Linked DNA regions of Mus musculus: region 1 is linked to region 2. The links are chromatin loops, found by intact Hi-C in ENCODE. Cell type or tissue: gastrocnemius. All regions are shown on one strand.

The links. Hi-C counts contacts between places; a loop is a spot of excess contacts. Peaks named below come from ENCODE experiments on the same cell type or tissue, not always from the same donor. Only the 100,000 strongest peaks of a DNase experiment are listed, where the experiment ranks them.
Region 1: it touches region 2 in a loop (4-fold over the local background); 4 of 42 quality-filtered maps call a loop at or near these places.

What each region holds. Positions count from the first base shown.
Region 1 is chr3:10,133,995-10,141,994 of GRCm38, reverse strand. No RefSeq gene overlaps it. Among named protein-coding and RNA genes, the nearest start is that of Pmp2, 46 kb to the left of the region's middle. In gastrocnemius, no CTCF peak of the experiment used is centred here; a DNase peak (open chromatin) is centred at 74; H3K27ac peaks cover 2,421 bases.
Region 2 is chr3:10,073,835-10,081,834 of GRCm38, reverse strand. No RefSeq gene overlaps it. Among named protein-coding and RNA genes, the nearest start is that of Gm33365, 14 kb to the right of the region's middle. In gastrocnemius, no CTCF peak of the experiment used is centred here; a DNase peak (open chromatin) is centred at 268.

The DNA of each region.
Region 1 (8,000 bases), 60 kb before region 2:
GAGCCTGCGCTAAAGCGCTCTGGACGCTGCTTTTGTTCTGGAAGGTTGCCAAGGGTTTTTCACGCTTCTGTGGCATCTAGTTTCCAGAAGGAACCTGTAAAATGGTAAATAAAATTGCCTGGTGTTGAGCTGCAAGATGGCTCTGTGGGTAAAGGTACCTGCTGCCAAGTTTGATCCTTAGGATTTGATCCCGGGGATCACGTGCTGGGAGGAGTGGCCTGACTCCCTTAAGGTATCCCCTGACCTTCAAACGAGTGCCTGAGCGCATGTGCGCGCGCACGCGCGCGCACACACACACACACACACACACACTCTCAAAATAAGTATATAAAGTGCAATAAAAAAAATTTTTTAAAGAGAGGTACATAGCATTTGAAGAAGAAAACACCCTGTGCTGACTCTGAACTCCCAGACACACCTCCCCCCCATTCCTATCCCTGCCCTGCACACATGCACACAACTACACATGCATATACCCTCATAGACACAGGAAAACACACACAAGAACACATATATACAGCACAAAAAGTATTAATTCCTATAATTCTTGTTGTATTATTACAGGAAACTTTAGGGAATCTCCGCATTAGATGCCATATATTATCGGAGAAATTGGGGTTTTCCCTTTGGGTTTTTGGTCTCATCAATAAAGAATTTAAAATTATCTTTAAAGCACAATTTTAAAAGCAGACTTGAGGAGGGTTTTTTTTGTTTTTTTGTTTTTTAATTTTAAGGGTAGGCAACCTGTAAATTCAGCAACTGCGGGGGGGGGGGAGGGGGGAGAAAAAGGAGGGGAGATAAGGACAGGGCATAGGGATGGAGCCATTACTAAGAGTAAGGAAGGCCAGCCTATCAGTGGGAGCATGCTGACATCTGGGGAAAAGAGATAAAAGGAAGAAAATGAAAAAAAAAATATTGTTTTTCTGAGTAGCCCAGAAAATCAAGCAGTCTTAGCAGAGGATGTGGCTCCCTGAGTGACTGCCCTCAGGAGGGCTCTCAGGAGGTTTAGCTGACTCAGACCTCCTGGGTGGCAGTCTCTAGAAGGCGATAGACAGGCTCATCTCTATAACTATTCCCAGGTAGATCAGAGCGGTCTGTGTCTAACCAGGGCGAGAGGTGAATCCTACGTTTCTGACAGAAGGAAATAGGTTTCCTATTAAAGGCCTCAACAGAGCCTCCATAGCCATCCTCATTGGCTTCTGAGGCTACTGTACCAACATAATATGGTGATTATTTCCTATAAAATATCATTATGAATTATCTAGTATATATAGACATCAATTTTTAGATACAATTTTGACAATCCTTTTAATGTAGCATCAACCCCTTGTACATTCAGCCCTCCGCAGAAATGAGCATCATACTGAATGCTTACTCATTCCTTGCCTTTTAAAAAAACATTTATCACTATTTTATATATCCTTTAACATTTCTGTCTGTAATTTATATTGTTCATCTGGCAACGGCTTCTTTTCACTCCTGGCCTAACTTCAGTTTTCTCCACGTTAGCACATGAACTGAGGCTAGTGCAGCTGCAGTGTGAAGCCACACTGTCTGGCCAGGTGTTTGGCTCTACTCCAGAGTTTTAGCTCGCAGGCCGTGAGTGCTGCTGCAGAATCAGCATATATAGACTATGCCTCGTGGTGTACGTGGTGTACGTGTGAGGAAGGCCTTTCTGAGGAATGTGCTTAGGATCTGAACTGACAGTTCTCAGAGTCTGAATTCCCGATAGTGTGTTGAATTTCTCTGAAGTGGCTCTGTGAGTCTCGCTCCAGCAGTAATGCTGGGCCTGTGTAAACACCTAACGTTATTAGAAGCTTTGATTTGGCCAACTTGATGAATCTGAAATGGATTAGTGTGCATTTCTGCGACTAATGAGATTGGGCATCTTTTTGAAATTTATATAAGCCAGAACTGACATCCCAGGAACATGCAGAAATACATGCAAATATGATTAATGATGGATTAGTCCATGAGTATCAGACCGAGACAAGAGATTTCCCCTGTAGAAAACACATAAATAATAATCTGCATTTCTGTCTCCATTGATTGAAGACTCAAGTATAATGGAAAGCCAAAGAATATTTAGGAGATAACTTAGAGGCATGGGGACGCAGCCCAGGAAGCAGAGCGGCCGCCTAGTGTGAGGCCAAGAGTACGGTGGTTAGGAACTGTAACAGCAGAATGGGGAGGGAGACGTGTGTGCGGGAGGTACAAGAGGTGTGTGTGCCATCCACAGCAACAGTGAGTTAAAAGCCAGCCTAAGTTACATGAAACTATGCCAGAGAGAACACAGAGGAGAGATGCTGGGGAGGGGGGGGATGGAGGGAGGGAGAAAAGGAGGGAGGGAGAGAGGGAGGGAGGGAGGGAGGGAGGGAGGGAGGGAGGGAGGGAGGGAGGGAGGGAGGGAGGGAAAGGTATTAGAGGAACAGTGTAATTATCACAAACCTTGCAAGGTTTGATTTAACGAGACACATGAAGCACAATCATCATCAAGAAATACTAAAGATGTTAAACACATCCTTGGCTCACTGATCGCTTCAGGAATCTAAATTGCCACACATGCGAGTTTGTTTCCAGATTCTTTTCAATGCTCTGCCCACCTACCTGTATGTCTCTACTGCTGACATATCTCCTTAATCACGGTTACTCCCCCCGTGACTCTGGGGGGCATCCTCCAGCCTTGTCCCTAGTGACTCTGAGGGGCGTCCTCCAGCTTTCCCCACCCCACCCTTGTCACTCTGGGGGCATCCTACAGCCTTCTGTCTGTTTCTGCTCTCAGTTCTGTAGCTGCAGTCGCAGTCCGTGCTTATTCATTGTGTAGCACAATGTTCTCTACCATCAATCCCTCCACTCTCTCTCTCACAACCCACCCATCCTCAACTGGGAGGAACTGACGTCAAGAAGGTTTGCATTTGCCTGCCTTGCCTTGGCTCGATATTTTTAGCTTTTCTGAATCACATTAGTAGTCTTCACCAAAAGTGGTGGACTTGAGGACGTACATATTCTGAGTTATATATATATATTTGCTGCACCTGGAGCAGGGGCTGCCCTGACTCTGCCTGCCCGCCTGTGGATCCTGTTCCCCTAACTGGGCCTCATTGTCTGGCCTCAGTGGGAGAGGATGTGCCTAGTCCCACAGTGACTTGAGGTGCAGATGTGGGTTGGTTTCCAGAGGAGGCCTCCTCCTTCTCAGAGGCTAAGGGAAGATGGGGGCATTGGGACTGTGTGAGGGAGAGGTTGGGAGAGAGGGACTTCGATGGGGATGTAAAGTGAATAAATAAATTAATGGGAAAAAAATAAACTACAAGTATTTAACTATGGAAAGAACAGCCAGAAGTCTCAGGACTTCCACTTCATCTTTCTTCCTTATAAGGAATTAAGGTGGCCCAGGGCCACCACAGACATATTTGCTATGCCCAAGAGAGAAGAAGCAGCAGGAATTTATGGCTTTCCCATAAGGGGATGCACTGGGAACTCTTCTCATGACTATGTATTTGTTCCTTTTTAAGAAAACATTTCATCATTTTTCTGTTGGAAGTGGGTGGTACTGAGGACCCCACCCAGGGCTAAACGTCATCTCCCTGTTGTTTTTGATTACTGCCAGGTTAAGGCTGCAAGGTCTCTCTTTCCTTAAAAACAGTTTTGAAAGGTATCAAATCAAATTCTTGGGTATTAGTGCTACTGTCCCATGACCAATATGTTAAAAGTAATCATCATTAGTCTTATAATAATTATATTCTAGTCTACTGAGTCTATTAAGTTATTCACTTATACAATAAATGGAGGCTGAAGGGATGGCCAAGTGGCTAAGAGTACTTACTGTTCTTGTAGAGGACCTGGGTTCAATTCCTTGCGCCCATAAGGAGGCTCACATCACCTTTAACATCAGGGGACCGGACACCCTTTTTGGCCTCTGAGGGATCCTGCATGTACTTGGTGTATATAAATGTACTCAGTATGCGTGCACATACACAGACTTAAATATAAATAAATAAAATAATAACTGAGCACACACATCTGTGAGAGGGGCATCCTCAAGCCATTCTTACAGTGGAGGGCACAGAGACTCAGCCATCTGAAGGACATTATAGATCCTAGGCTTATATAAATCACCAGATAGAGCACAAAGTCACAACCTCAGACCATCCTTTCCTATTTCAAGCTACCTCTTATCTTCCCTGTAGACAGAGAGATTGAATAGAAAAACCAAAAAAAAAAAAAAAAAAAGAAAGAAAGAAAGAAAGAAAGAAAGAAAGAAAGAAAGAAAGAAAGAAAGAATAGAGATGTAGGTAGAAAATATCAGTGTTCGTAATTTCAATTTGAGATCTGTTGGGGGTTGACTGAGAATGGACCCCATACTCTCATATGTTTGAATGTTCAGTTTCCAGATGGTGGACCGGTTTGGGGAAGGATTCCAAGGTGGGGTGTGGTTTGAGGAGGGACGTATGTTACTGGAGGCGGGCTTTGAGGTTTCAAAAGTCCAAGCAATAGATAGCTCTTGCTTTTTGCCTTGTGCTGTGGATCAGATACAAGCATTCAGACACTGCTCCACACCTGCCTGCCTGTTTCTGTTCTCTCCACCATGAAGTTCACGTACCCATCCTCTGAAACTGTAAGCAAGTCCCCAATAAACCTCTTTCTTCAGTAAGTTAGCTTAGTTTCATCATGGAAATATAAATATTACTAGGACAAGATCTTACAAGCTTTTGTTCCCAGCTAGTCCATGCTATATGGGAAAAGTGGTTCTAGACGCTGCTTACCTAACACCACGAAAGGTGTTCCACATCTGGTCCTCTCATTACTGTAAGTTTTCCTTTTGTTTAAAAGAGGTTATTGGGTCCAAATTACCTTTTCTCTTAACAGAATAGATTTTCCACAGTGGTACTTTAATGATACAACTTTGCCTTATGAAAAGGCTTACAACAAAAGCAAAATAACTCATTTCTAAGTGGAAGTCAGTGGTCAGGCCTATAAGATTGAAAAAGCTAAGACAGAAGGAGATGTCAGCAGAGATTAGGATAGGGCGCCCTTTTCTTTAATGTAGGTCTGGATAGGATTGTGTCATTGAAACTGGAACTTTTTGAGTAAAATTAGACACAACAGGACAAAGCATTTCTACAGTGAAGTATTCTATCTTTGGTTCCTATCTTAACTCAAGCCCATGTCTACAGTGAGTTCATGGCTGGTCTTTAGCGGTATATTAACCATTGTTTCCCATATAGGTGTGTATGATTATTTGTGTGAGTGTGTGTGCATGTATGAGGGTTTACATGTGAATATGTGAGTGTGTGAGTATATGTGGTGTGTGAGTGAGGTGTGTGTGTGTATGCCTGTGTGTCTGTATGTATCTGTTAGTGTGTGTATATGTGTGTGTGAGAGAGTATATGTCTGTGTGAGTGTGCAGGTATATGTTAGTGTTTGTGTATTGTGTGTGTGAGAATGTGTGTCAGTGTGTATAATCAACAAGAAAAATCCCTATAAATAGACTTTCAGTCAGTTGTAAGTATAAACTACTTTCCCCTGGAGATCTTGAAATTTGTGGGAAAGAGCAAGATGTTCATTCAAAATGCTGATAAGAATTTGCTCATAAAAACATTTGTACAAATTTGTCATGAGGTCACTACACAATGAATTTAGATTGCTGCTTTCCAACTCAAACTCCCTCAATTTCAAGTCAGCAGCTGCAGAGGAAATGCTTATCTAATGAGGTATAAGATACATTCATTGTTTAAGACAGGAAAAACCTATCAGAGTGCATTTACATGAATGTGCGTGTGCGTGCGTGCGTGCGTGCGTGCGTGCGTGTGTGTGTGTGTGTGTGTGTGTGTGTGTGTGTGAGAGAGAGAGAGTGTGCATGTGTCTGTGTGCACGCATGAGTGCAGACCATCTGGGAGTCTGTTCTCCTCGTCCTCATGTGTCTTCTGGAGTTTGAACTCAGGCTGCAGTGGCATGAGGCTGAGCCTCCTAGCCAGCAATAAGCTTGGTTTCTGAGACAAGGTTTCATACACTGCAGACTGGCCTCAAACTCAGTGCACTGCAGAAGGTCTCTACTACCCCCGACCCCCTGCACCCACCCCCAGAGTGCTGAGTTACACACCTGTGCCAGCATGCCCAGCACAGACATATCCCTAAAGTATATTTTATTTTAATTGACACAACTAAAAATATGTACATTTATGTACATATACATGACATAATCGTACATAAGTCCAGGGTAAAGGGTGACATGATAATACAATATGTCATGAGCATTGCATGCTTGTCGTCTCAGACTGACAAATAAACCTTTGTTGGGGGAATATTAAAAACTCCTTTCTAGTAATTTTCTTGAAGGCAGGGATGATACATAAGCATAGTGGGACCCAAGAGTAAGTCCAAGGTGAAATAGATAAAAGTTACATATCAGAATATACCGTTTCCTGTATTTGCCCAAGCACACAGACTCCCAGTGACTTTACCGGCTCAGAAGTTAGGGCCTCTCACTTTTGATCCATTTGTCAGCCTTGCTTCATGGATCTCTTTTACAGTTAGGTGGCAGCAATTTCCGCAGTATACAATGCTGCATTAAACATTTGAGAGAAGCAAGAGCCATAACTATGGAGGCTTCAGTGAGATAAATATAAATACACATGATGATGTGACTCTATTGTTCGTTTCACAGAATGACTCCAGCATGTGTTCTGTAATGCCCAGAAAGCCCCTGCCTCAGGGTTCACCTACAGATGACTCAAGAAAAGCTGTTGAAGGCCCCAGAGTTGGGTTTTCCTACCTGGAGGAAATGAGACACTTCAGGTTGGCTGATAGGGGAACTGTATGGTCAGAGAGCAGCCTTGTGAGTTCAGTCAACTGCTCACAGACACAGGCAGAGACTGCTTCCTTCCAAGAAGGTCTGCAGAACTTGTCTTCATACCTGATAAACCCAACATTTTACAAAATCGTTAGAAAGACAGCCTCCAGAAAGCTGTTAGTTTGTGGTTTCTATTTTTTTGAAATCAAGAACAATGTGATTTAATTAAAAAAAAAAATACAAAGGCCTCTCATTTTGCTATCTACCTGGATGCTCAGCATCTACACAAGAAAGGTGCTGATTAAAGTCCTTCACTTACAGGTGTGATGTACCACACACAGGTCAGTCTACAGACTGCCCTCAGAGGTGTGCCCACCAATCTGCCACCATTCAAACTGTAAGACAGTTCAGTTCCTAATACTATCACTTCCACAAAAACAAAACCAGAAGGTTAAATTTCGGATCCTGTAGGTCTATTCCATTCATGTGTGGGGACCTCTAAGCACCATCTTCTACATGATGCTGAGAAGGTTGATTGCTTTGGGAAAAGAAAGAATAGAGTTTGGTTAAAATCTTGACTGGAGCACAGACGTTCAGTAAGAAAGTCGACACGGGCAGGGAGTGACAGGAAGCTCCTGGAGGCCCAGCGTGCATGGCGATTTGGGACAGTTTCGAGTCTTCGTCTACTCTCCACTTCCCCTTTCTTTTCTCTTGGAACTTTTCTCAGGACCTGGAGGAGAGTATTAAAGCCATTCACAACATAAACACTTTAAGACAGGATGAAAGAAAGAAAGAAAGAAAGAAAGAGAGAGAGAGAGACAGAGAGAGAGAGAGGGAGAGAGAGAGAGAGAAAGAGAGAAAGAAAGAGAGAAAGAAAGAAAGACGCTTAGTCAAAATCAATTTTTTTTTAAACTCACATTCAATAAAAAAGAAATCTGAGGCTGGGCGGTGGTGGCGCACGCCTTTAATCTTAGCACTTGGGAGGCAGAGACAGGCAGATTTCTGAGTTCAAGGCCAGCCTCTTCTACAAAGTGAGTTCCAGGACAGCCAGGACTAAACAGAGAAACCTGGTCTCAAAAACCAAAAAAAAAAAAAAAAAAAAAAAAAAAAAAAAAAGAAATCTGAGTCAGACAAGAATGGGTATAATATTCTTTAGAAATCTGCTCAAGATAGACACACACACTCTTTACGACCTAAACTTCTACTCTGT
Region 2 (8,000 bases):
AAAAGGTGGTGGCTTCACACACACACACACACACACACACACACACACACACACACACACACACACACACACACTGATAGGTTTCTCTAGAAGACACACAGCACAGTTGTATGCAGTGATGCTGTTATCCCCAGAAAACATTTTAGCCAAGTTATAGTCACGTATTTTGAAAGGTCCTGGATTGGAAGCCAGGTGCCAAGAGATAAATTTTTAGCCCAAATCTCGGTGTGCTGGAGCTGTTTGCCAAGCTGTTCTGCGCATTCAGCCCCTGATTCCAACTTTAGCCTAACTGAAATGGCCAGTGGGTGGGAACTGGCCTATGTGCAGCCAGGTTCTTGTCTTACCCTCCCCCACACGAGTGGGGAAGTGCACCATGTATACAATGGGGAGACACTTTCATTCCAGGGTGGGCTTAACAACGTTTTGCTGATCAAGTCAGCCCAGATTACTTCTGGTGTCCTGGAGGAGCCCAGAGCTTTTCTAGTTTTCCTCTACTAATTGTGGCACCTTCTAGGATGGTCAGGCTCCTGCTGACCATGTGACTTCTCCGAGGAGTCTAGGAAACATTTCCGTCCCAGCTGACTTTCTTCTAAGCTAGGTGTACACTAGTTGGGGTTCTGTGGTCAACACGGCAGGGAAAACTTACTAGAGGAGTAGATGTCCTTCAGAGGAGTCTCAGTAGCCATTGGGTACATGTTGCCTGATCTTTCTGTCCCTCTGACCTCATTGGTATAAGTCTCCAAGCTTTGATGCTTGAACATCCAAAAGGGTGATTTCTTTTCTTTCTTTCTTTTTTTTTTTTTTTTATACATTGAGCATAAACTTTATTTTCTAGACTTTGGGGAAGATAGTATATCTCGAGGTAATTTTTTAAAATTAGGTGTTTTCTTATTTTACATTTCAAATTCTATCCCAAAAGTCCCCCATACCCACCCCCTACTCCCCTACCCACCTGCTCCCACTTCTTGACCCTGGTGTTCCCCTGTACTGAGCCATATAAAGTTTGCAAGACAAAGGGGCCTCTCCTCCCAATGATGGCCAACTAGGCCATCTTCTGCTACATATGCAGATAGAGACATGAGCTATGGGGGTACTGGTTAGTTCATATTGTTGTTCCTCCTATAGGGTTGAAGACCCCTTTAGCTCCTTGGGTACTTTCTCTAGCTCCTCCATTGCAGGCCCTGTGTTCCATTCAATAGATGACTGTGAGCATCCACTTCTGTGTTTGCCAGGCACTGGCATAGCCAAACAAGAGACAACTATATCAGGGTCCTTTCAGCAAAATCTTGCTGGTGTATGCAATGGTGTCTGCGTTTGGAGGCTGATTATGGGATGGATCCCCCTGGTGCGGCAGTCTTTGATCCTTTCGTCTCAGCTCCAAACTTTGTCTCTGTAACTCCTTCCATGGGTATTTTGTTCCCAGTTCTAAGAAGGGGCGAAGTGTCCACACTTTGGTATTCATTCTTCTTGAGTTTTATGTGTTTTGCAACTTGTATCTTGGTTATTCTAAGTTTCTGGGCTAATATCCACTTATCAGTGAGTACATATCATGTGAGTTTATTCGTGATTGGGTTACCTCACTCAGGGTGATACCCTCCAGATCCATCCATTTGCCTAGGAATTTCATAAATTCATTCTTTTTAATAGCTGAGTAGTACTCCATTGTGTAAATGTACCACATTTTCTGTATCCATTCTTCTGTTGAGGGGCATTTGGCTTCTTTCCAGCTTCTGGCTATTATAAATAAGGCTGCTATAAACATAGTGGAGCATGTGTCTTTCTTACCAGTTGGAACATCTTCTGGATATATGCCCAGGAGAGGTATTGCAGGATCCTCCAGTAGTACTATATCCAATTTTCTAAGGAACCGCCAGACTGATTTCCAGAGTGGTTGTACAAGCTTTGCAATCCCACCAACAATGGAGGAGTGTTCCTCTTTCTCCACATCCTCACCAGCATCTGCTGTCACCTGAATTTTTGATCTTATCCATTCTGACTGGTGTGAGGTGGAATCTCAGGGTTGTTTTGATTTGCATTTCCCTGATGATTAAGGATGCTGAACATTTTTTCAGGTGCTTCTCAGCCATTCAGTATTCCTCAGGTGAGAATTCTTTGTTTAGCTCTGTACCCCATTTTTAATGGGGTTATTTGATTTTCTGGAGTCCACCTTCTTGAGTTCTTTATATATATTGGATATTAGTCCCCTATCTGATTTAGGATAGGTAAAGATCCTTTCCCAATCTGTTGGTGGCCTTTTTGTCTTATTGACAGTGTCTTTTGCCTTACAGAAGCTTTGCAATTTTATGAGGTCCCATTTGTCGATTCTTGATCTTTCAGCACAAGCCATTGCTGTTCTATTCAGGAATTTTTCCCTTGTGCCCATATCTTCGAGGCTTTACCCCACTTTCTCCTCTATAAGTTTCAGTGTCTCTGGTTTTATGTGGAGTTCCTTGATCCACTTAGATTTGACCTTAGTACAAGGAGATAGGAATGGATCAATTCGAAATCTTCTACATGATAACCACCAGTTGTACCAGCACCATTTGTTGAAAATGCTGCCAAAAGGGCAATTTCAATAGTCTTCCATATTTCACTTCTCAAAACATTTAACAGAGTGTATAAAAAAATAAATAATGAAATATGATTTTCCTAAAACTTGGTTTGCCATATACATGAAAGCTGACAACTTTTTATCACATGAGAATTGAATTTAAATTGTGCTCACAACATAACAGTGACAATTAGCTTACCTGTCCACCTGTCTTCAAACCCAAGCCCTCATCTGCTGCAGCTGCCGTTACTGCTGCTCAGCTTCCCTCAATGTCAGTTCAGTTGGGAGAGTTTTAGTTCTTTTATTACGTGTTTGACTTCTTCATACACGTCTGGGAGAAAATTCCAAGAGCAATTTTAAAACATCAAACATATAAGCCTTAAACTAGAACTTGGGATAAATGGTCGGATCACTTTAAAGCCATGGAATCTTCTACAGACTAAGCTTTCTCAGACATAAAATGAGAATTTTGAGAATTAAGGCAGAGATTCTGTATAAACATCGTGTTCCTGGCACAAAATAATTGCCCTTTTAGTGTTAGTTATTGCTAAATTCTAAACCTATCTCATGCCCCTACTAGCAATGGCCTATATACGAGTAAAAATTCATTATTACAGCAAAATCTTGACAAATTTTAAAAACCTAAGTTTTAAGAGAAGAAATGAAAACTAAAGAAAAATACCAAGTTGAGAAGCACATGGAACAACCAATATTCTCCTAAGGAAGGGGCTTATATCTGACATGGACAAGAAATTAGGGTTTATCAGAAAGGAAGCTAGACATTGGGACAAAATATCTATAGCCTTGTTATTGGCCTACTAAAACTATTGACAGTCTCATAAGCCAATTGGGGCAGGGCATGCAGATAAAGACACGCTTGGTAAAGTATGACCCTTGTCTAGTAAGTTCACTTTTCTTTATAGGTGGAAGTGCATAATTTGGTTGAAATCTACTCTCCAGTACTGGCAATTATGTCGTCCTTTGGAAACAGGGCCTTGGCAGAGATAGCTAAAATGCAATCATCCTGTTGGGCCCTAATCATGTATGACTTTTGCTCTTACACAGAGAGAACAGTGTGTGAGCATGAAGGCAGGAGTCAGGGTCATAAATCTGCAAACCAAGGACAACCAAAATTACCACCAAGGGTAGGCATGGTACCAGAAGCAAGGAGGGGGATACCAGAACAGATTCCCCCAAAGTATTTAGACTAGAAACCAATCCTGTTGACCCTCTGATTTTAAACTTACCAACTTCCAGGGTTTCAGAAGAATAAGGTCTTTGCCATGACCACCTAAGCAATTTAATGGTCTTAGAAAAGGTGCTTGCCACCAAGGCTGACAATCTGTGTTCAATTCCAGCGTCCTACATGGCAGAAAATGATTCCACACTGCTGTTCTCTCTCTCTTGCCCTCTCCCTCTCCCTCTCTCTTCCTCTCTCTCCCTCTTTCTTCCTTTTCTCCCTCTCCCTCTCCCTCTCCCTCTCCTTCCCCCTCACATGCACAGAGTGCAAACAAACATTTTAAAGATCTTCCTGTTTTTCTAACCTATTCCCACAGCCTCGCTGTAGCTTCTGACCTCTCTGGTCACTACCCTTGCCAGTAAGATAGTCTTCTAGATGCACAGTCTGCTTTGTTTGGAAAGCAAGTATGGGGCCTGCTTCCAAACAGCACAGCTGCCAACATCCAGGAGAGTTGCCAGAGCATCAGGAACACCAGGTTTCTGAGCCTTGAGTGGAACTCAGAGGCCAAGCTCATGAGCAGGTTAGAGAGGAGAGGCCGCAGACTCACCATGTGCAGCCCTCCAGCAGCTAACAAGAGAGCTCTCTGCAGTGAGGGGGGCTGCATTTGAGAAGTTACTAGGTTATAGGGCTTCAATATTCAACAATTCACTCAAAATGGTGCCATAACTGCTCTTTGAGGAAGTCCCTGATTCTACTATACCTTTGGGGGAATTTCCCTAATCTACCACGTTAGTTGAGCAATGAAAAGATCTTCTTAAGTAACTGGAGACATGGCTCGGCAGCTAAGAGAACTTCCTGCTCTTGTAAGCACCCACATTGGGCAGCTTGCAACTGCCTATAACTCCAGTTCCAGGTAATCAACCACTTCTTCTGGTCTCCAAGGTACCCTGGGGTATACATAGTGCACGTACAGACAAGCAGGCATACACGTATACACATAAATACAATTTAAAAATTAAAGACCCTCACACTCTACGTTCCTTGGTACAGCCAGGGAGTGGGAAGCCACTCCGATTCCAGCCATCAGGCTTCCTCCCAGGCCTTGTAATTCCGAGTCAGGAAAACATCCTTGTTTCACTTAGGGAGTGATCCCGAAGGAGCCTCTGCGACTGACTACAGCAGCTCGTTGTCTAAGATGTGTGTGCCAACTCCTTGTCAATGCCGAGCTGCTACTGCGCTTTCAATGGCTCTGCTCTGCTCTCATCTCACACTTCCTTGCATCCTTCCAGACCTTAGGACGGACAACTCATTTTCTGAGACTTGCAACCAAGAAGCCTGGAAAGGACACTGCAAATAGTGTAAGACTAAGATGCAAGCCTGCTTCACGTGAACTGTGAGGCTGAGGAAAACGGTTTGTTCATTCAGGATGTGAGGCTGCTATTTCCTGTTCAGGAGAAAGCAAGTGTCTTAGTCAGGATTTCTATTCCTGCACAAACATCATAACTAAGAAACAAGTTGGGGAGGAAAGGGTTTATTCAGCTTACACTTCCATACTGCTGTTCATCACCAAGGAAGTCAGGACTGGAACTCAAGCAGGTCAGGAAGCAGGAGCTGATGCAGAGGCCATGGAGGGATGTTTCTTACTGGCTTGCTTCCCCTGGCTTGCTCAGCCTGCTCTCTTATAGAACCAAGACTACCAGCCCAGAGATGGTCCTACCCACAAGGGGCCCTTCCCCCTTGATCACTAATTGAGAAAATGCCCCACAGCTGGATCTCATGGAGGCATTTCCCCCACTGAAGCTCCTTTCTTTGTGATAACTTCAGCCTGTGTCAAGTTGACACAAAACTAGCCAGTACAGCAAGAAGGGGGAGGGGACTTAGCAGAGTAGTTGAACAAGGAAAAAAGATTCTAAAATCAAACAGTATTTCAGCCAAAAGGTGTTCAAGATGACAGCCACATCCAGAAGTGCCCTACTCCATAGCCAGAGAAAAGAGATGATAACAGAAATAACCTGACTTGCTACAACTGGAATTTGTCCCTTGTGGTCATGTTTTGGCAGCTGCTATGATTGACTGAGACACAGTTACAAAGGTCTAATCTTAGGATAGGTTACAACTTACTTACACATCAAGCCAGGTTACAGTTCACAATGTACAGAGGCTGCATGGGACCAAACCAACAAGGAGACATATTTAAACCAAATGTAGCTTAATGGTTCACCTTTAAAAAGAAAACTACTTTATTTATGTGGATATGGGAAGTGTGCTCATGAGTTCACTGCCTGTAGAGATCATAAGAGAGTGTTAAAGCAGGAGCAACTGGCTGTGGTGACCCACTGGAGTGAGGTCTAGAAGCTCAATTCAGGTCCAACACTCTTCCTCTTTATTCCTAAGAATTTTAGTTTAGTCACTTAGAAAGCTCTCTCTGTTGCTGTCAACCCACTACAAAGCCCAATGCAAGAAAAATATTCAGGGAATGGGATACAGAGAGAGGCGGAGGTAGAACAGTTACCTGCTTTAAAATCACAAAGGATATTTCTTCATGAGTATTGCAATAAAATGTTTGAAAGGCATATACTATAATGCAGAAAGACAACTATAGGATGCACCTAGTGGTATATGAAGAGACCCTGCCTTATAAATACCAATGGTACCAAGAAACTGAACATCACCAGGAAGCAGCAGCCAACATTTCTGTGTCCTCTCTCTCTTCTCTAAGATAACAATTGACCTGAATGTGTGCAAGCACTCGTGTGTGTGTGTGTGTGTGTGTGTGTGCTCGAGCATGTGCACTCACATGCATGCCTGTATGTGTGCTCATGAAAGCCAAAGGCCTATAAATAGACAAGTAGGCTAGAAAGGTTGGCCAGTGGGATCCCCTCATCTCCACCTTCCCAGAGCTGGGATGACAATCACACACCACCATACCTGACGGCTTTTATCTGTGGGTTCTAGGGAGCAAAAGCAGGTCCATGTGTTTCCAAGGTACTTACTTACTGAGTACCCAGTACCAAATATCGTACATGTGTCTGTGTTCATGTGTGTGTGCATGTCCACATGTGTGTATGTGGAGACCCAATAATCTAATAATGTAAGATGTGGTCTTCAGTCAGCATGGAACTCCCAGATGGGCTAGGCCGGCTAACCAGCAAGCTCCGGGCATTCTCCTGTCTCTCCCCAGTCAGCACTGGAATCGTGGGGGCCTGTCACTTTTTTATGTGGTATTAATGACTTCAGATTGTTGTGCTTGTTCAGCATGAACTTTACAAACTGAGCAATCGTCTCGTCCAAGAAAACTGCAACCTACGCTCACATCACACTCACAATCCTCCTGTGCCTACTGGCAGCCCCTCCACAACTGAAGTGTTTGTTTGTTTGCTTGCTTGCTTGCTTATTCATTTATTTAGAGACATGTTCTTTCTGTGTAGCCCACATATTAGCACAGAACTCATAATCCTCCTGCCTCGACCTCCTGAGTTCTCATCAGCTGTGCTATTTTACTCAGCTAATTTATTTTTCCTATATTTGAATTTTACACAAGTGTGACTATATACTATGCAAATGATTTCTATAGCCCCCCTTGTGATTCCCTTGGCTCCATTGCCATGGTAGTTCACTTTATATGCACCACAATTTGTCTATTTACTCAACTGTGTGCTCCATAAAAGCTACATACATTCCCTATTATTTTTCAACCAACTATATATTTTTGAAGATGTTGGGAGTTGCAAATTAAATTTATTTTGTAAGACCAACATATAGATGTTATGTTTAATGAACCAGAATTAGAAATTAAAGTTTACCCTACAGTGTGGTAGCACTTATAGCCCCAACTTAGCACTGAGGCAAGAGGATCTCAAATTTAAGGCCAGCCTCAGAAACAAAAGAAGGACCTTGGCTCTGGGGTTAGGGAGAGAGCTCAGTGAAAGACCATTAGCTGTGTGTACTGGCTGGTTTTGTGTCAACTTGACACAGCTGGAATTATCACAGAGAAAGGAGCTTCAGTTGAGGAAATGCCTCCATGAGATCCAACTGTAAGGCATTTTCTCAATTAGTGATCAAGGGAGAAAGGCCCCTTGTGATTGGTGCCATCTCTGGGCTGGTAGTCTTGGGTTCTATAAGAGAGCAGGCTGAGCAAGCCAGGGGAGGCAAGCCAGTAAAGAACATCCCTCCATGGCCTCTGCATCAGCTCCTGCTTTCTGACCTGCTTGAGTTCCAGTTCTGACTTCCTTTGGTGATGAACAGCAGTATGGAAGTGTAAGCCGAATA